Regions from separate parts of the Homo sapiens genome. Here region 2 is linked to region 1. Evidence: chromatin contacts called from ENCODE Hi-C or POLR2A ChIA-PET data. All regions are on one chromosome and are shown on one strand. The core of a region is the stretch at or near the end of the contact, and the rest is flanking DNA. Distances in the headings are between cores, read along the strand shown.

Region 1 (3,524 bases), core at 723-3,222:
TCCTCTTACATACTACCGGTAAGTTTGATATTCATGCTAGTGAACATGGCATGAACATCAAACTTACCTAATTTGAGTCACTGTGGAAAGAGTAGGGGACCCACATGTCGCAAGCATATGCCATGGCAAATGGGACCCCTACTCTTTCCACAATGACTCAAATTAGGATGCATAAGAATGGGAAGAGAAAATATAATGATAGTGATTGTTTCCTATATATCACAATTTGGAGATAAATAATCGATCTTTAGTGTTTTTGCCGAGCATTAATGACAGTGATGCCCTGGCAATGCTCTGCTGTAACATCATGGTCATCTCCACTTAATCTGAAAGAAAAAAATCATTTCCACGTATGTGTTTTTAAATTTGTGTTGTTGATGTTTGTCCATGAGTAAGCAAAAATATCTTTCCTCTAACAAATGTCTTCTGATTAAAATATAGGCAAACCACATTCATTATATAAGCATATATCATCTGATTCCTGCAATTTGATCTTTTTTTAAAAAAAAAAAGCATAAGGAGAAGGGCCAAATTTTTTAAAAAAAAAGATTTTTTGTCAAGGAATTATATCCTATAATCAAAATCAAAATTGACTTTCCAGTTAGGAAAGGAATTCAGGTCAAGTATGTGAACTAGCAGTTTCAAAACATGACCACATACATGGTTTAGAACAAATATTAAAAACAAACTCTTTTTGCTGTCCTATTTACCAGAAGGTCTTTTCAGCAGTTTCTGTAAATTCTTACCTTGTTGCCAAAGAGTGATTTGAGGTTCAAAAGCAACTAGAGAATAGAGCTATTATTTCTTTGACTTTTCATTAATTCTGGGCCTTATGGTGACTGAACATCTTTCTTTCCAGAAGCTCAGAGACATTGTTTACTGAGCTGCTATGCTAATTTGTACTTTGGAACAAAGCTTGAGCTAGTACTTACTTCAGAGATGGTTCAAATGAATTGAGTAGAAGCAGTGGTACCCAGATCCTGTAGTTTTGGAGATTGCCAAAACCTCAACAACAAACTATTTGATGATTACTCTTAAATCTATACCTTTAGTCAATCTTTCTTCTGAATTCTAAATATATTAACTGTGCATAATATCCTCACCTAGAGGTTCCAGAGACACCTAAAATTCAACTTCTCCCATATGTATTTATAATATTCTACTCCAACCTGCTAACTCTTTGGTATTCTACATCTTGGTTAATGATTTACTTATCCACCTAGAAATCCCAGCCAGAAACCTGCCATCGCTGTTGATTCTTCCTCTTGTTCAGCATTTATACCCAATGAATCTCTCCTGACCATCAGTTCTACTTCCAGAAAGTCATTGAATCTGCCCGTTCTTCCAACCACTATCCTCATTTTCTCTCTCCTGGATTATTGTCATAGCTTCCTAATGGGTCTGCCTGTCTCCAGGGTAACCACTTTCCATTCCACCCACTGAACTGTGCCAGAGTGTGCTTTCTGAATAACAAATCTGATCTTGTCACTCACACAATTAAAATCCTCCAGTGGATCCCAGCCACTTACAGCATGAAAATTCAAACTCCAGAGCACAGCCACAAAGACTGTTTTTGATCTGGCTGCTAGGTCTTTCATCAGCAACCCAGGACAATCCTTCCTGAACTTCTCACAGTTTGGCCCCGCGTAATGCTCTCTTGTGTTTCTCCGGCTTTGCACGTGCAGTGTTCATGCCTGGAACAGCCTTTCTCTTTTCTACCCCCTAAACACCTACTCATCCTTCTAGATGTCGTTCAGTGGCACCTGTTCTGTGTAGCTCTTCCTATGCTCATCTGTGCATATTCTCAGTAGCAATCACATGCACATCCATATAATAGGTTTTACTTCATTGTATTTTAATTCTGTTTATATATTTGTTTCCCCCTCCTTTCTGTGAATTCATTTGAGCATTGTCTTTGTATTCCCAGCATCTAGCAGAGCGCCTGGCAGTAGAGTAGGGACTCAGTGCATGTTTGCTGAATATGAATGAATACCAAGGCAGCTGGTCTCAGTCAAACTGCAGCAACGCTGGGCATGCAGCTCAACATCCTCTGAGACTCTGTCCTCATTTTGCGAAATTAGGGACAACCAGACCTATCTTCCTGTCCTATCATAAGAATTAAAGAAGACATGGGAGTATTCCGTATACAGTAAGTTGATACTTGCATAAATATATTATATGTAAGATCATGTAATTATTGTGACCCATTACACAGTGAACAAGATATTTTTAAAAACTGATTTAGCAATACATATGGCACATAAGGACACTTCACAAAACAGACGTAGAATGTACCTGCCTTCTACTCTCATCCTGGTGAACTTATGCTCTAAAGTCTGGCTTCAGAGTTGGAGAGTCTCCCAAGCCTATCCTGTCTCCGCCCAAGCAGAACTTATCATGGTCCTCTCTAGGCTCCCTATATATCTGGTATATATTTCTCTTATATCTTGCACCACTGCATACAGTTTTTGTTTATGTGTTTGTCTTTTTCCCATTCTATTGGACCTCCTCAAGATGTTATCTAATTTTCCCAGAGCTGTTACTTCCCTTTTCTCAGTGATTACTCCTCTGCAAAGTGGGTCTCATTCAGATTCCCAGAACAAACTGAGGACAATATCCCACAGTTCCCCGGATTGTCCCTCCCCTGGATGAAGGGTATGGTGCTCTGGGAAGTACCCCAGGGTTCATGAGTTATTATCTGAATTCCCCTTGATGGCTGCCTAACTTGTGCTTCAGGCTCCAGGGTGTATTGGAGGTTTCCCAGGCATTTTGCAGCATGATTTATTTCAGAGCTTTAAATGGATGTGTTGTCCTTGCTTTCCCTCTCAGTATCAGCTCAAGTCTCTGTATGAGGCTTGGCACATTCTGTTTACTCCCCGGTTTACTCTTTGCTAATGTGCTGAGCTTTGCTCAGGAACCCTGAGCTATTCAGGGGCATATCTCCTGGACGACAACCAACAGCCTTCCTGGATCTCCTCCCATTCCTCCGCTCCTCTGCTCTCCTTCCTTCACTTCCTCCTCTGCCTTTTTTTCCCTCCTCCTCTTTCTATACTAAAATAGTTTTTTAAAAGCAGCCAATTGTCTTTGAAGATTTGCTCAGTGCCAGGCCTTGTGCCAAGTGCTGTACATGCATTATATCATTTTTCTTTGCAATAAATCTATGAGGAATTCCTATCAATGTCCTTTTTAAAAAAAAAAAAAAAAGATAGGACACTAAAGCTTAGAGAGATAACCTGACTTGGCAGACATTTCAAACCAATTGGGTCTGCTTGAGTCTAAAACTCTTGCTCTTGATCCAGATGATATTGTGCCTCTGAGTCATCACTGACCCCACCTCTGTCACGCTTTTCTGACTCCCACACTTTCCTCTGAGGCCTCTGCCCTACCACTGGTGGCACAGTTTTGCCTGCCTGTGACTTGGAGGTTTATGGTCAGCTGCACATCCATGGTCAACCCCCATTGCATCTGCTGTATGATCTCCATCTACCTCCTTAGTCTGCCTTTCTTTAAGTACCACATCTTGT
Region 2 (3,524 bases), core at 397-2,896, 38 kb after region 1:
CTGGGAGGCCATCCAACCTCCTACCTGTTGGATTACACTAGGATAGTGTCACATTTTACTAACACTCCCTAGAAAACCTTATTTTAGAAACATTTTCCGCCTCATTTTATCTGAGTTTGCTCAAGGAACTGAAATCGTCGTGTGCTGAGCTCAATGCCATGTGCAAGGTCTCCGACTAGCACACAGAAAACTCTAAGGAACTGTAATTCAGTGATTCTTGCCATCTGCAAGCCTGTGGAATTCAGGTGCCCACAGGAAGGAATGGAGAGGTTTTTCCAGCCTGACCATATCAGCCGTCTCACCACAAGAACCTTCTGTTTTGGCTGTCGTCCCTCTATCAGACTCAGGCTGTTCTTTATGGCCAACTGTGAGTTTAACGTGTCTGGTTTACATTCTGTTGGTAAAGTGTTTCTCTCAGTTCCAAGCTCCTTTCCTTCCATCCGATGGCTTGACTGCTTTGTATTCATGTTTGTTTTTTAAGAGGAGGTAGGATGGGTGGACGTTAGGGACCATAAAACAACTCTAGAAGTTTGCATTCACAAAATAGTGAAATTAATACTAATAAGGAGAAAGACAGGCACTGATAGTGCAGCAGAGAAAATCCAACAAGTAGGATCAGAGGTGTAAGGATGTGGTAGGTGATTAAATAACTCTGTCAGTGTGGAGTGGGCAGTAACTAACCATTTTATTTTTAATTTTTTTGGTGAATTAAGCAGAAGTTTTAATGACTATCCCTTTCTCATATTTGTGAGGTGTGGGCTGCTGTAAGCTATAGAACCATGGCAAAGGGCTTAATGGGGAGGAAAACAGTTTTAAAATTTCTCTTAGAACCCAGCCCACTGGAATTATGAAAGCAGCCTCAGTAAGTAAGATAGACTTGCATGCGTCCAGTTACAGAGGTGTAGGGAAAGGAATGACTCTAGTTACTGGAAACTAGTATTTGCATTGGACAACATTATTATTTGAATTGGATGGTGGAGGCAAAAGTACATCTTAACTTTATCAAACATGTTTCAGATGCAATTCTTAATTCCTCCACTTAAGGCCATTATGCTTGTGGATACAGGATGATAGTTAATACTTTTAAAACACATTTTAAAAAATTACCTTTAAGCTCCTCAAGTATTCTAAGGATATTCTTAAGCTCCTTAAGAATTCCAACAATAATTTGTTTGCAGGCCAAAGACTGACACCTGCTATATCCTATTGTTGATTATTTTACAAAAGTAATTTAGTTATAGAGGCTTCTATAAAAGCATGCCTCACTAATTTTGTGTGCCTAAAAGAATCAGAGAAACATGCTTAAGAAAATATTTTCCCTCCCCAGGGAGTAAAACAGGCTGGGCTGTGCCCATCTAACAAGGTAGCTTGCATTTTAAGGTTACATTCACTGGGATGAAAAAATATTTTAGTTCAGGTAATTTCTGAAGATTACTCAGTTAAAGGTAAATGAAATATCTTCCTCAGAATAAGAGGAGCTCAGCATTTAAGGGACCTGCTTTTCTAAGTTCTCCTTCCCTTCCATTTTTATCAGCTGGATTGAGAGTGGGTGGTTCTCACTGATCACCACCAAGGATAGCTCAGAGCGCTGAGCCTTTGCAGCTTAGTAACTTGCAGGAAGCGCTTCCCTGTTCACTCACAGGCACATCACGCTTCAATCTCCCCAGGGAGGGTGCACTCGAGGTTTGAGCGTGGGGGTGGAAATGGAGGCGTTTCCGTTCTATTTTGGTTTCTCCTACTGACTGGCTGCTCAGCTGTTCATGAGTCATCCTAACCTCAAAATCTGTCATTAAAACAGAAATAATGATACCTATTTTCTGTGCCTTACATGAATTGCATGAAGACATTATTCATATTTCTGAAATACATGTGAGAATTAGTCAAGGTTAGCTGTAAGAAAAAGTACAATGGAATTGTTTTTAATCCATGATAGCTATGCTTTTATCATTTAGATTTTGAGAATTCTCTGTACTGAAAAATGAAGAATGAGAAGAGATCCTAATAAGGATTAAATTTGACAAAACACTTATTTGATGAACTGGATTAAGATACATACAGTTTTTTTAAATATATGGCATAAGAATGTATTTATTCACATGTTCACTTAATAACATTTTATTGAACATCCCGGCATTGACTTAGACACTAGAATTACCACTATGACACAGAACCTCTCCTAAAGGAGACCACTAGAAACAAGACTACATGATTCTAGGTGACTGCATATGCAAATCTGGTGATATTTGAGAGATGTGCATTTTAATATCATCTATACCAGTGATTCTTAAAACAGAGATTAGGAACTTCGGAGAGAAAGAATTCAGCTTCATAGGAAGAAAAAAATCTACATTTATCGTGAATATGTTTTTCTACAGCTTATTTTATATTACTTAGTTGTTCTTTTTCTAAGCTTGTAAGTTTAATGTTTATATTTTACTCATTCATATTTAGAAATAAAAACATTAAAGACGTGAGTTTGTCTCTGGATACCATTTTGTCCATATTCTATATATTGCTTTTCCTATTTAGTGCTGTCAGTATTATGTAATAAATGCTCTATAATTGAAACTTTTATTAGGTGATCCTATTAACATTTCTAAATGATAACATGACTATGGTTTAGTTTTTGCTGTCAGCATCCAGCAAGCTTACATTAAGCAGATTTGTTTGCAATAGCAGTTTCTTTTGTCTTTCTCGTAAAGTGCAAGTTCCTCATGTGAATTGTTATATACTTGATCTCTGGCTAGGAAGAGTGTTTTACAGCAGCCCCATTTAATTCTTCCTGGTCCATCCATGCACAGGCTTCTACCACATTAAGCATCTTTACTACACACTCCTGTAACCAGACTTCTGCCAAACTGAGCAGTCTTTATAGCAGGCCCCTACAAACAATAAAAGCAAGTTTCTTTATTTGGGTTTGGAGAACAAAAATAGAAATGGAAGAAACTACCTGTTCCTTATTCTCTCATTCTAGGTCCAAGAGAAGATACCCTCACAAATTGGCATTCTCTCCTTGGGATAGATGGGAGAACTCTGTGTGTGATATTATTGAGCTGTCTTGGACTTGAGCTCAGTTATGTGGTTTCCTCTATTTCCTGTCCTGGGAAGAGATGAAAGAGTAGCCCTGAGCCTCTGTGCAGCAGCATCCAGACACCATGGCTAGAATCCCAAATTCTTAGCCTCAGTCTATGAGCTGGGCTTAGATCTTTGATTATGTTGCCCTTCCCTCCCAAACAGGGCTGCCTCCTCAGTGGTTCCTCTCTCCCAATCTTGTCACATGACATATGTGGTTCCTTTCTTAGTGCTTTATTTCTTCTACCAAACATCCGCTCAGAGAGAAGTAGGATTCTAATTATTATTGTCACAATGGTTTTAGCTCATTTAGTAGAAATAAAATTTATAAAATATTTATAAATAAATTTATTCTTTTAGCTAGCTCATGCTGACCAATATATAAGGTATTTTTTGATTCATGATAAATTTTGAGCCAAAACACACTTGCCATCTGAACCCTAAACACGTAA

Evidence for each region. A loop is a pair of places that touch in the nucleus more often than their neighbours do. ChIA-PET counts read pairs that join two places held with the same protein, here RNA polymerase II (POLR2A). Pooled maps may share reads with other maps.
Region 2: a pooled map shows a loop between it and region 1 (2.3-fold over the local background). The contact joins the enhancer-like site here to the promoter of LINC01080 in region 1. A Hi-C loop is called at or near these places in 1 of 168 maps with a recorded cell type or tissue (endothelial cell of hepatic sinusoid) and 4 of 50 pooled maps. POLR2A ChIA-PET finds 5 or more read pairs at or near these places in 2 of 52 experiments (A673 and GM12878).

The regions. Positions count from the first base shown.
Region 1 is chr13:80,009,105-80,012,628 of GRCh38, forward strand. LINC01080 (long intergenic non-protein coding RNA 1080) reads left to right here and starts at 1,973. Exons shown (of 2, transcript NR_104138.1): 1 at 1,973-2,149.
Region 2 is chr13:80,047,310-80,050,833 of GRCh38, forward strand. No RefSeq gene overlaps it. Among named protein-coding and RNA genes, the nearest start is that of LINC01080, 38 kb to the left of the region's middle. RefSeq lists an enhancer at 1,630-1,879. Within about 2 kb of position 1,647, at least 13 of the 41 ENCODE cell types and tissues checked have a DNase peak (open chromatin) inside an H3K27ac peak, as active enhancers do; they include GM12878, where a contact is called at or near this core.